Regions from separate parts of the Mus musculus genome. Here region 1 is linked to region 2. The links are chromatin loops, found by intact Hi-C in ENCODE. Cell type or tissue: left cerebral cortex. All regions are shown on one strand. Links, peaks and the distances in the headings refer to the core of each region. The heading gives the core; the rest is flanking DNA. Region 1 holds the start of Tmem138 (transmembrane protein 138). Region 2 holds the start of Sdhaf2 (succinate dehydrogenase complex assembly factor 2).

The links. Peaks named below come from ENCODE experiments on the same cell type or tissue, not always from the same donor. Only the 100,000 strongest peaks of a DNase experiment are listed, where the experiment ranks them.
Region 1: a loop joins it to region 2, with 4 times the contacts of the local background. A loop is called at or near these places in 3 of 42 quality-filtered maps.

Annotation. Positions count from the first base shown.
Region 1 is chr19:10,574,764-10,581,356 of GRCm38, reverse strand. Tmem138 (transmembrane protein 138) reads left to right here and starts at 3,971. Exons shown (of 5, transcript NM_028411.4): 1 at 3,971-4,273; 2 at 5,846-6,117; 3 at 6,349-6,520. The coding sequence starts at 5,990. It overlaps Cyb561a3 (cytochrome b561 family, member A3), which reads right to left and starts at 4,200. Exons shown (of 8, transcript NM_201351.2): 1 at 3,274-4,200; 2 at 2,283-2,375; 3 at 795-894. In left cerebral cortex, for the core only: a CTCF peak has its summit at 3,897; DNase peaks (open chromatin) are centred at 3,385, 3,951 and 4,201; H3K4me3 peaks cover 1,978 bases; H3K27ac peaks cover 1,265 bases.
Region 2 is chr19:10,522,709-10,529,301 of GRCm38, reverse strand. Sdhaf2 (succinate dehydrogenase complex assembly factor 2) reads left to right here and starts at 4,093. Exons shown (of 4, transcript NM_025333.4): 1 at 4,093-4,243. The coding sequence starts at 4,208. Cpsf7 (cleavage and polyadenylation specific factor 7) reads right to left here and starts at 4,058. Exons shown (of 10, transcript NM_172302.3): 1 at 3,975-4,058; 2 at 3,242-3,350. The coding sequence starts at 3,295. In left cerebral cortex, for the core only: a CTCF peak has its summit at 3,138; DNase peaks (open chromatin) are centred at 3,164, 3,551, 3,777 and 4,139; H3K4me3 peaks cover 2,025 bases; H3K27ac peaks cover 1,445 bases.

The DNA of each region.
Region 1 (6,593 bases), core at 2,623-5,122, 51 kb before region 2:
TATAAAGCAAAACAAAACAAAACAACAAAAACAGAGGCAGGCAGATCTCTCTGAGTTCAAGGCCAGTCTGGTCTACAGAGTGAGTCCTAGGGCAGCCAGGGCTGCACAGAGAAACACTGTCTAAAAAAACAAAAAACAAAAAACAAACAAACAAACAAACAAAAAAAAAAAAAACCAACCAAGTTTTAAGTTTCAGACTCTTCTGGACTTTTAGTTAGGGATACTCAGTCCCTTCGGTTTGTCACCTGTGAAAAGGCTCTTTGTCTCCCATTTGTGTATCAAAAGTCTTCCTGGCAAAGGATGGATTCCATGGGGTCAGACTTTGACACCAGAGCCCTCCACTCCTCTCCATGAACTGAGGGCATCCCTTGGCTATTTGTACACCTGAGACTTACTTCTGCTTTCTTTTCTCTCGGGAAAGTCCAAAGGAGAAAAAGAGGAAGCAAGAACTCATGGTCTAGAAAGTGATTATTTTTAGATTTCCACCAACTCAGCTTTCAGGTTTTCTCTGGTGAGTATTTATGTCATAAGAAGTTATTCTTTAAAACCAGGTGAGGGGCTACATTTGTAGTTCAATGATGGGGGGCAGGCGTGAGTTAGATTCCCAGTACCATATACACACTTTAAAAAAAAAAAAAAGCCAGGCAAGTGGAAAAGACTCAGCCCTGCCTTCAATAAATATACACCAAGAAGGTAATAATGTGGCTTCTTGATACTGAGGGCCATCTCTCTGGACCATCTAAAAGGAAGAATAGCCCGTAATGCCTAAGGAGGGATACTATCCAAATCCTTACCTTTAGACTCAGCTGAAGGCTCACAGAAAGGTGGCCTGATCTCTGATTTTCACCGTCTGAGCACCCTGAGGAAAACACTTAACACTGCAAGACTCGTCCTCTGAAAGAAAAGCATGGAAATAAAAATTATGAATTTCACACCAGCTCTAAGCACTAGAAAGTGGCATACAGTTCCACTTACTACTCTTGGTAACTCTGAGGACCATCACCTCAATCCTATACACGAGGAAACGAAAGTTCAGATGCACTTGTGCACCCAGCAAGTCCACAGGAGTTTCAAATCCTTGTCTACTTAGCTTCAAGGTCTTAGATCTTTTTCCTTATCCAGTTTATAAGATAAAAAACAAAACAAAAAACAAAACAAAACCAAAAAAACCCACAAAGAACAAAACAAAAAAAAAATCACAGGAGAAATGCAAGGACATTATTGAGAATCAAGTATTATAACTTCACACTTGTTACTATTATAGTATTTGAGAGAAAGAAAGTGTGTGTGTGTGTATGCGCGCGCGCGCGTGTGAAGGTATGCCAAGTGATGCATACGCAGGAATCCACAGAAAAGGTTGTTGAGTTCTCTGGAGTCAAGAGTTACAGTCAGCTGTTTACCACTCAACTTGAGTGCAGGAAACCAAATCTAGGTCCTGTGAAGGAGCAGCAAACTTTCTTAACCACTGAGCCATCTCTTTAGCTCCTATTATAGGATTTTATCCTAGCCGCTAACAAGACCTCCAGCCAGCTAGGCTAGGTGGAATTCACGCCACTGGCTACTTGAGAGGCTGAATCGGGTGAGACCAGCTCCCCCAACAAACAAAACCCTGAAGCTCATTGTCCCCATGCCTGCCCAGGCCTCTCAGTAGCCTTGATTACATCTCATGACATGCCAGATAGTCATCCAACCTGCAGCAGATGCTGGGCTCTCGTGGGTGACTCTAGTTAGTAGCAATCTCTGAGAAAGAGCTGAGGGCTAGGAGGTTTATCACCCAGCCTCAGAGCTGCCTCCTTGATTCATGCAAGAGCAAAAAAGGTTTGGGATTACCAAGTGTCCACTGCCTAACACAACCTCCACTCTTCCAGTCACCTGACAGCGTTGGCTTCTGCAGTTTATTTTTTTACAAAAGGAAAAAGGAGACAATGGTCCCTTTGCCCATAGTCCACTCTCAGCCCTTAAGAGTGAGTTCTCTACAATGTTCTCTCTGAACACTGTCTACTTCATTTCTGGATCGTGCCCCACCTTCACCTTGTAATAAACTCTACATATTTTCTATCTTGAAGCTTAAAACTGGGAGTGGTGGTACACGCCTATAATCCCAGCATTCCAGAGGTAAAAAGCTGAAGAATCAGAAGTTCAAGGCCAACCTCTGCTACATGTTTGTAGTTGAGCATAAGCCCAGGCTAAATAAGACCCTAGCCAAAAAATAAAAAATAAAAATAAAGGCAGGGGTGTGGGGGTGGAAGGCTTGGCCATTAAGAAGTTAAGAGAGTACATACTGGTCTTGCAGCACACCACAGCTGAGTTCCCAGCACCTACATCAGCTCACAGCTCCAAGGGACCAAATACCTACTTCTGGCCTTCACAGGAACCTGCATACACATAACATTCACATACAGACACATTTGATGAAAAGGAAAGGCAAAACATTCCAAACCAACCCGCATCACTCCAGTTACAAGTCCTGGACTAGCACTTTGCCACAGGCTTAGAACAGATGGGACACTTTTCTGACAGAAGGCCGGAAAGTTAGTTACATTGCTGTCTACAGTTCACAAATAAGCCCTCTCTTTTCCTAAAATAGCAAAAGCAAGGAAAAGAACGCAGGCAAAGGCTGAGACTACGCTCTCACTTGCACTGAGAGAGCAGTTTGTACTAAGACACCAGACATGCTCACCACTGCCGGGTCTCCTGTCCTTGCTTGGCTGAGCCCCATGCTCAAGGAGGGAGTCCACAGACTCTTTAGGCTGTTTGGGCTTGAAGCCTCTGTCACAACTATATTCATTCTTGGCTGGTGTAATATAAGAGTAGCCAGGAAGGGTATCTCAACAAATGAGCATGGCTGTGCCTCGTTAACACCACAGACACTGATGTCTAAGTTTTACATGATTTTCACATTTCACACAATATGATCCCTCTGCCCCAATAGTTTAAATATGTAAAAGCCACTCAGGGTTAGATGTATGGGGTGTAGTTTATCTACCTTGATTTAAGAAGTGTACCGAACCTCTATTTAATGTTTTCCTCAATTCACTGGCTAAAGGATTCTCATAGGCTGAGCTAAAACAGAATCAGTCCCTGGGTTAAGAAGTGAACCTTCCATTACTCTCAGGAAAAGGCTGTACTCCAAACACAGTTACTTTTAGAAGTTAGAGCTACAAACAAAAAGACCAAAGGGCAGAGTTAGTTGTTTCCTCCTCAAAGACGGAGGGACACTAAGAATTCTGGGGACCAGATTTAGAGTGCAAATCCTATAAACCTGCATCTTACAATTCAAAAGTACTGCAGCGCCGGGATCCAAAGAAGAGTAACTCGGTCAGGCAAATGGCAAGCCTGGTACAGGCACCCAGTTCCTGTGTTCAGTTCCCAGAACTCATTTCCAAAGGCAGCCCCTCCAAACGGCAGGACTCAGGAGTGAGTGACAAATAATATTCCACTCAGGAGTGTGAATAAAGTCCACCTTAGCACAAGTGCTCACAGACCGGTCCTTCGTCCTTCGGACAGTCAGATTTACTCCAGGTGCAAGGGGGGTATGACGGTGACTCCTTTAGTCAGGTTGGTTCTAGCAAGTCTTAGATGAGACGCCTTTTGAAAAGCGTGAGAGCCTCTACGAACACCACCTGCGGTATGGAAGGGGCACGGAAAAGTGTCCAATTCTTACGAGGAAAAATAGGCTGAACGCCGAGGTAAGACAGAGCGAAGCAAGGAAGCGGCGGAACCACCACTGGAACCCATAACCCGGCTCTCCCAGCCCGGGTTCTATCCCACCCTTAGCCACACAGTGGGACACCTTGGGGGCAGGTCTCTGGGACCCGCCGGTCAGCGAGAGCTGCCACTCCCTAGGCTCCTCTTGAACCTCGGAGAACTGACTTTCCAGCAAGTCTGCAGACCACGGCATCCGCTACAGAGGGCGCTAAGTGAGATTTTTATAGGCTCGGCCACTTCCGGGGGTGAGCTGGGGCGTCTGGGAAATGGGGTTTGCAAGCTAAGGGGCGCGTTCCTGAGCGGTCCGATTCCTAGGAGCGCTGCGTCCTATCAGCCTTGTCTCTAACCACAGACCCCGTCCAGAGACAGGTGAAATGCTGGGGTTAACAACCTCACGCTAGGGTCGGCCCTCAGCGAGGCAAGATAGAAGAACCGGTCACAGGGAGAGCCTGAGAAAGCAAAGACCCTAACATGGCGGGCAATTAGCAATCTACTTCCGGAATTTAAAGCCAGCTTCCGGAAGCCGAGCGAGTGTTCCCATGACAACCGACGTCGGTTCCTTGAGGTGCGTGTAGATGCTGGGGATCATAGAGTGGCTGGAAGTCAGAATTTTGTGTTGCTATTGCTTTTGCTATGAGTCTTTTGCCGAGGCCTTTCGGTCTGTGAGCGGATTGGGACTGGTGAGGAAAACCGTGTTAAACTGGAGGGTGCTCGACCGCGTAGCCAGAGCGAGGGGCGTTTCTGCCTAACGGATGCCCTTGGTAGAGCCTTACCAAGTGGTGCGTTTGACTCTACTCATTTGCGAGCTGGAGGAAATGACTCTATTTATGCGTCCTTGCCTATAGCCAGGGGATAATTCTTTCCTACCTTGCAGATTGTTATGAGGATTAAAGTAAATTCTCTTGGTTAACAAGATTATCATGGCGCTGGTACCTAGAGAGATATTGTGTGAAAACTCAAGCCCAGAGAAGTTACATTCATATATTTAAAGAGAGAGAGAGAGAGAGAGAGAGAGAGAGAGAGAGAAAGAAAAGAAAAGAAAACCACGGGGCTTTTCCACCGCGGAAGGTGGACGGGTTCCGGACCCCTCAGAACCTTTGCAAAATGAGGGTTATATGCACTAAAATGGCTGCTTTTCAAGTCCAGGGATCAAGTAAAGTTATAAATATGCTCCCCTCACTTGCTGCCTCAGTGTTTCTGTCATAACCTTTATAAAGTTCCTCTAGGAGAGTACTTTGTCTTCTCAACTCCTTCTGTATGTGACACTGTCCATTTCTATGAGGACATATTTCTCACCTACTTAGATAGCACTCTATAAATTATGAAATAGGCTGGTTGTATAGTGCCTCTTAGAATACCACTCTGCCACCTACCAGCTGTGGAATCTTGGTCTAATTAGTTACCTTTGCTGAGCCTCAGTTTTCTCATCTAGGAATTGAGGGAAATAAGAATTGATTTTCTACCTTATGAGGTTATTATAAGATTTTAATAACATCTGTGATTGAAACAGTTCCTAGAGTGTTGCATGAAATATATAAGGGTTTTATTTACTACCATTACTACTATTATGTGACCAGGCTGTCACTGCTCTGTAGTAACCCTAAATATTCTTGGTTAGAGTTGTGTATTTGTCAGGTGTGGGTAAATTCCTGTAGAACAGGCTCTCAGGGTTTACCCTGAGGATCAGGGCAGGAGGATCAAGAAGTTAAGATGAGCTTGGGCTACATAGCAAGATCTGGTTCCAAAAAAAAAAAAAAAAGCGCCATGCATTAAGAAGGATCCAGACATGGAGAAAAATTTGCTGTTAATGAGTCTCTAGAATGAATGACAAGTTATGGTGCAGTGGGGTGGAGTTGGGATGGGTTTGGGTTTGTCTTGTTTGGTGAAGAATCTTGGCTCTCATAACCCAAGCTGGCCTCAGACTCTTAATCCTCCTGTTTTAGGTTCCTGAATATTGTGATTATAGGTGTGTGCCACTATGCCTGGCTTTAGCTGGGTTTTTGTTTTGATAATTGGTTTTAACTAATATACCCTGATCACCTAGAATGGTGTTTTGCATACCAATGTTTATTGCTAGACTTCTAATATTGCCTTCCTTGCCCTTCCTCCCTTTCTTACCTCTTTCCCCTCCAAACAGGTCCTTGCATTAGAGCCAAGGAAACAGCTCCGATTTGGAAAAACTAAACATCTCTCCTGGAGTTCTGGGCAGAGAGAAAACCAGTAGTCATTTTCTTCGGAACTGTGGAATGTACCCTTGGGAGTCCCACAAATCAGGCAGAAGATGCTCCAGACCGGTAACTACAGCCTGGTGCTCTCCCTGCAGTTCCTGTTGCTGTCCTATGACCTGTTCGTCAACTCCTTCTCAGAGCTACTCCGAATGGCTCCTGTTATCCAGCTTGTGCTGTTCATGTGAGTATAAGAGGCAGGCCTGAAAAGCTGACTCCAAAGAGTGTGAAGGTCCTGACTGTCACAGTTGAGCATTTTAAGGTTATTGGTGTGTTTAGACATCTATGCTGTCTGAGGGTTTGGGGTGACAGTATCATAGAGAACAGATCTCTTGATTCCCCTTAGCACTTAGGGCCACCTCCTAAGTCCTCATACAGCCCCCACTTGGCTATACTTTGTTTTATGTGTCTACAGCATCCAGGATATTGCAATCCTCTTCAACATCATCATAATTTTCCTCATGTTCTTCAACACCTTCGTCTTCCAGGCTGGCCTGGTCAACCTCCTTTTCCATAAGTTCAAAGGGACCATCATTCTGACATCTGTGTACCTTGCCCTCAGCATCTCCCTACATGTCTGGGTCATGGTAAGAATGAAAGCTCTGAATTTCTACATATTTAACTTAAAAAAAAAGACACATAGCTAATATGTTATGTCTG
Region 2 (6,593 bases), core at 2,024-4,523:
CTTGGGGAGCAAACACATCAGTGGGAACCTTTTCATACTGTTAGCTTAAAGGCAATCAACGGGCTCTCTGAAAAACTGAAAGAACAAAAAAGGATCAATCCTATAGGACCTTGTTTGTGTAGATTACCACTTCAGAAAGAAAACCCAATGAGTTCCAAGTTTCAATGGTCTATTCAAGCCATGGAACCTAAAAAAGCTAGCAGTAGCTGTATATGGTGGCATATGGCTTCAATGCCAGTACTTAGGAGGCAAAGGCAGGTAGATCTGAGTTTGAGGCCAGCCTACTCTACAGTGAGTTCCAAGATAACCAGGGCTAGAGAGAAAGAAACCTTGTCTTAGCCAACTGGACTGTAAAAAAGATTAAATAAAACAACAACAACAACAACAACAAACCCAAAAACCCTAAACAAACAAAAACGGACCTATCCCACAAACAAAGCAAAAATCAAATACACACCCATATTTTATAGGTGGCAATGCTAAAATTTTTGTTAAGTTTAAATTGAAAATATGTATTCAATATTGAATTAAATATTTCAGTAAGAATTTTGTTGTCAAGGATACATACAAAAAGCTACTATGTTATATCATGAAACTTCCTAGTAGCAAGTTTGATTTTGCCCTCCAGTATGTTCAATTTTCCTACCTTATAGCTCCTTCTCAGTATCTGACCCAATGAAGTAACTAACTTGGATATAGTTTTCTCAGTAGAACCATCTTGATTGTTGATTACTTTTTTTTTAAAGATTTATTTATTATATGTAAATACACTGTAGCTGTCTTCAGACACTCCAGAAGAGCGAGTCAGATCTCGTTACGGATGGTTGTGAGCCACCATGTGGTTGCTGGGATTTGAACTCTGGACCTTCAGAAGAGCAGTCGGGTGCTCTAACCCACTGAGCCATCTCACCAGCTCTTGATTACCTTTTCTTTGATTTTTAGAAGGCCACATCAACTCTGGGCCTCATGCATCTCCACAGTTCTCAGTATCTCTCCCCCCACCCCCCAACCTTTGCCCACTATTCTGCACTGTTACAGTACATTGTTGTTGTGTGTGTTTCTGACAGTTTGACATTGTAGCCAAGCTGGCCTCCAATTTGTAGCAATCCTGGCCCAGTCTCCAAAAGCACTGGGATTCCGGATGCATGTCATCATACCTAGCTACTATCACTTTTACTTCTAACCACTCCAAATGGCACCTACTGTCCAGCACAGGGACTCAGTCTCTCCCAACACCTCACTAGCTCTGGCAGTAGTAATCCTAGAGGAGTTCAAATCCTTCCTGATAGAGAAGCAGGCATACTTATAAAGCCTATCTTAGCATGAGAAGGAACAGACAGAGAACTCAGGAGAGCAGCAGTTCTCAGTCCCCCTTGCCTAACTGAGCAGCACGAATCTGTAACAGCAATGAAGTTACCCTGCACAAGGTTTTTGCAGTACATGCTGCCAGAGTTCAGAAGCAAACAGAACAGGGCTCCACATAGTAAATGTGCTCATTTTCCTTAGGGACCACAGTGCTCTTGAGGGAGTTGTATGCTGGGCTACCTTGGGACAAATCAGTAACTGTCTTCTAAGACATTCAAAAACCCAATTCATACAGGCTGACTTCCATCTAAGCCAACTTTTAACAACTCTACCCAGACTTTTTAAACAATTTAGCAACTTCCAGATTGCACTAAAACCAGCTTTGCCAAAAATGAACTTATGGGGATGAGGTCTCCTTTCTCAACTTTTAGAACGTAAAACATTCAAAGTTGATACTTGCTTCAGTTTTCCCCATATCAACATTGCCTGCTTGGTATAAATGTCCACATACTAATTTTGGCTTTAGATCAGAAAGTCCTTTTTTAAAAAAGTTAATTAATAAACAAATTACTGAGGGTAATAATGTGTACCTTGACAAAGCCGTGTCCACTGGACAAGAACTGTGTCTTGTCTATGACCCCTAAGTTATAAACCATTTATTCCTTTTTTGTTTTTAGATCAAATATGGCCCGTGGTCAACAACTGTCTATTCTCTGAAGTGAATTAGTTACAGTACTAGTCAATGACATAGATTCAGAATTGGGGCTATCTTTCAGTAATACAGAACTAAGAGAGTCTTGTTAAACAAAAAGCCATAAACTTCAAACGACAAAAGTATGACTCAAATAAACACATAAAACTCAGGAAAGCAAGACTGCAGAGAGGGCTCAGTAGCTAAGAACACTTTGTCCAGAGGACCTGAGTCTGGTTACTAGAATCTATATCAGGTGGTTCACAACCACCTGTAACACCAGCTCCATTGGACCCATACCACTAGGCTCTTTGGGCACCTACAAACCAGGCACACACACAAAATTTAAAATACAATAATGGGACATATGAGCCTCTTTTGTTGCCTGTCAAAGTCAGGCTACCACCTAGGCATTCTAGCCCATTCTTTCCAGGTCCTTCTGTGTACCCACTGGAACACACCAATGACAAGAACCAGCTAGCTCAACAATAACAGTACTAAAAAGAACCCAGGTAAGATAAAAATTTTAAATAGAAACTTTCTGTTGAGTTTTGACCTCAAGATTGAAGAACTCAACCTCACAGATTACTATCTTACGGGATACTTAAATGTTAAAACACACATTCAAACTAGGATGACTGAGTCCTTGACTTGCCTTTAAACTAGTTTATTCAATGGTTTTTACCTTTCTTCCTTCCATCCATACGAATGGATGCCCAGAGACTTCTCAAAAAGGACAGTCAAGCTATTTAAAAAGACTGAAACACTTGGAGTGGCACTGGAATTCCACCTTTAAAGCAGTTGGTATACTGTGGCTTTTAAAGTAATTTCATGGTACACCATTGGGAGGGGACCAAGCAGGGGGAGGGACCAACATGCTCGAGCCACAAGTTGAGAGAACAGCAAAGTAACAAGCATCGAAATTATCTCCGCAGTACTACAACAAATGTAATTTTCATTTTTAATTATGGTTAGTCATTCAACTTTGAAATGACTTGGGGAAAGAATTCCACAGGCTGATTCACCATACTATTACACTTGGGTTTTTATTTGCTCTTAAAGCAAGCCCTTTAAAATTGAAGCCTGGAGGTTCAAATTAACCTAAAGAGGAATGGTCAGTCGTCTTCAAAGCCACCGCTAGGGGGAAACGCTTCGATATTACAGGGAATTATTTTGAGCTGAGAGAGAAACCACTGCCAGTAGATTGATGGAAGAAACCCCAAAACTGCTGCTAATTCCTCTCACCTGATTGAACTCTTCATCAGCGTATATATCAATCAAATCCACTCCTTCTGACATGGCTCCGGAAATACGCTCTCGAGCCCGGAGAACCGACAAAGTAAGAAAGATGCCACTACGGTATTCAGAAAAGGGTAAAAAATTTTAAGGCACAAGGGTCCCAGGCTGGGAGGAGGGCAAGGGTCAACAAGCTCTAGTCTCCCAAGACGCAGCATCCCGGCGGCCGGGAGCCTGGCCCCACCCGCTCTGCCCCGCCCCCAGCCTCGCGCCGCCCCCAGCTCTCCCAGGCCGCTCGGGCTCGCGGAGCTCGCTGCCCATCACCCGCGGGCCCGACCCGAGGTGCTCCGAGTCGGCGCCCGTAGTTGCCTATGGCGCCACCGCCAAGTCCGGGCCTCGACTCCTGAGAGGGCCCTCAGGCCGCGCTGTGAACCACCGCGGCGAACGCCGCAAGCTCAGCCCGTCGCACCTGCTAGGCCCAGGGGGCGTCCCAAGCCGGAGCCCCCGCGGGCCCGGAAGCTCCCGCCGCCTCCACACCAACGGGGCCCTGTCCTCGCCCTAGGCTAGGCCTGCCCTGCTCCCTCCCACAGCTCCAGGACCTCAGCCCCTCCCTCAGAGGCCCGCGCTTCCCTCCACCCGCTGTCTTCCGCCGCCGCCACCCCAACCGACCCCCTCCCTTCCGCGGCGCCGGCCCCCGCCCTCCTTCCGGCCCCGCCGGCCCCGGGCCGCGCGCCCCCGTTACCGGGAATATGGCGGCGGCCGCGGAGAGTCCCGACTAGGCCCGAAGCGCGCGAACCGCTCTCCGCCCCAGGTCCCGCCCCCCCCCCACCGGCGGCGTCACACGCACCGCTACTTCCGCCATACGCTCGGTTGCGCCTTCCGGCTTGGGGTCCACCTCCGCTGAAGTCCTCAGATCGACCGCCCGGAATTCCCGGAAGTGGCCCGGTTGCCAGCTTACTGTGCTATAAGAGAGAGATGGCGGTGGTCACCTTGATCCCGACGCTGGCGCGGGTGAGAGAGCCGGGTTCGGGGCGGGCTGCAGCTAAGACTGTTTCGTCCTCCTCTGTGCCGTGGAGACTGTAGGGAGAGTTCACCTACCCCACAGACCAGGGAATGGTCCCCTCAAGGCGAGGCGCAGGCTGGAGCCGATCATGCAGGGAATTTTCCATTCTTTCCTGAGCCCACGGTGTGCTCGAGTGAGAATACTGGGTAATATGTGGTTAGGTGGCCAGTCACCGTGTGAGACTCAACGCATACCAGGAACAGTTACCGAACCTCCCCCGAAAGCCTCCTAGCTTTTCTTGAGCTTCTTCCCCCGTCTCCCTTTTAAAAGCCGGTTTTAATTTGTTACTCAGGCTGGCCTCAAATTCGTAATTCTCCTGTCTCATCTTGGTTTTAAATGTTTGAGAATTTTCCGTTTTTATTCCAGTAGTGTTGAAAGCTAGTTGGTATGGTTTATCTTAAACTTATCAAGACATGTTTTTTGACAACTTGTGATCTCCTGGGCATAATTATCTGTACATTTGAGAGGAATGTATGATCTCTTGTGTGGAATGCCTGTATATCTCAGTTAAATATTCTTAAATTAGTATTGTTCTGGTTGTCTAGTATTGATTCCGACATCTATATATTCTATTCCTTATTAAAATGTGGCATTAAAATCTGTTGTGTTCCCCCACCAGTTCTGTCAAGTGTCTCTTCCATATATTTGAGTGCTCTATTAGATCCACATATATTTATGATTATTATACTTTACTGCTAACTCCTTAATACTATGTAATATTCTTTATATCACATATGACAATTTTGTTGTTTGTGCTAAGCACCAAACCCAGAGCCTTGCCTGCTAGGCAATCGCATTTTCTTTTCTTATTCTTTTTTTTAGACTAAAAAAGTATGTACATGTGTTTATCTGCCTTTGTGAGTTTATGCATACTATGTGTGTAGGTGCCCATGAAGGCCAGAGGAGGGTGTTTTAAGTGTGTCGGTGTTTCTGCAATGCTGTAGTTTTGTTAACACTCTTTTAAGTTGTTCAGTGTTCCCTCCTCCTTCCTTGCTACCCTGTTTTTTAGGTACTAAAACTCCTCAGCTTCATAGTAGTTCTGATCTAGCCTCTCAAGTGCGTGGATTACAGTCATGAGGCACCATGACCAGCTGGTTGCTCTGCTCTCTTATTCTCAGTGGCTACTGGACTTCTTAGAGTATGCTGGTTAGTGTTGCAAGTTGTTCAAAACAGAAACCAACCAGTCCCTTCGGCAATGCCAACCCCCATGTTCTAGAACATTAACCATACATTCAACTCTTCCTCGAGCCTCGGGGAAGAGGCTTGTAAACAATACTAGATTTTATCTTGCTTTATCTTCTATGGCCTTCTGCACCAAAACTAAGCAGCTCTCTTGGTCTCTATGGTCCCTCAGCATCTGGAATGGGCTGTGTCCTGTTGTTGCTCTGAGACAAGAGAGACAAAAGCCAGCTCCACAGGCAGCCTCTGAGAAGCAGGAGTTTCAGGTGGATGCCCCCACCCGCACCCCCAACCCCTGCTCTGTATCTCCAGGGAAAAGCTGGGGGTTGTGGGTTATCTTTTCATTCTGCAGTAAGGCAGGATGGGGACCATGGCAAGTGAATGCTGCTGGTACAAACCATCACTTTTGCTTGCCACAGCTACAGAAAGGTGTCCTTACCTGTAGCACTTAGACTCAGCCAAAGCAGAAGCTGTTTGGATGATGTTCCAGCAGTCTTACCTTTCCCTCTTGGATAGAAGCCTGTTGCTGGGACATTCTCCCCATCATCTTGTGTGTTGAGGATTTGGGGAAAGACAGGGCTGTGGCATGTGCAGTCCACAGCCTTTCCTATTGGCTTCAGTGCAGCTGGTTTTGCAGTCATCTGGGGAGCAGGAGCTTGTTTTCCAAACTAATCACAGAGGGAATGGATCTGTGAATTGTTGAGTCAGTATCTCCGTATGCTTGTGCTTTCTAAAGCACTTATTGTTGCTAAAGTTACAGATACTTATACTCTCTGTACTCGAACTTGACACAAGCTGGAGTTATCACAGAGAAAGGAGCCTCCCTTGAGGAAATGCCTCCTTGAGATCCAGCTGTAAGACATATTCTCAATTAGTGATCGAAAGTGGGAGAGCCCATTGTGGGTGGTGCCATCCCTGGGCTAGTAGTCTTGGGTTCTATAAGAAAGCAAGCTAAGCAAGCCAGGGTAAGGAAGTCAGTAAAGAACATCCCTCCATGGCCTCCCTGGCTGTCCTGGAACTCACTCTGTAGACCAGGCTGGCCTCGAACTCAGAAATCCACCTGCCTCTGCCTCACAAGCGCTGGGATTAAAGGTGTGCGCCACCACGCCCAGCGGTCAT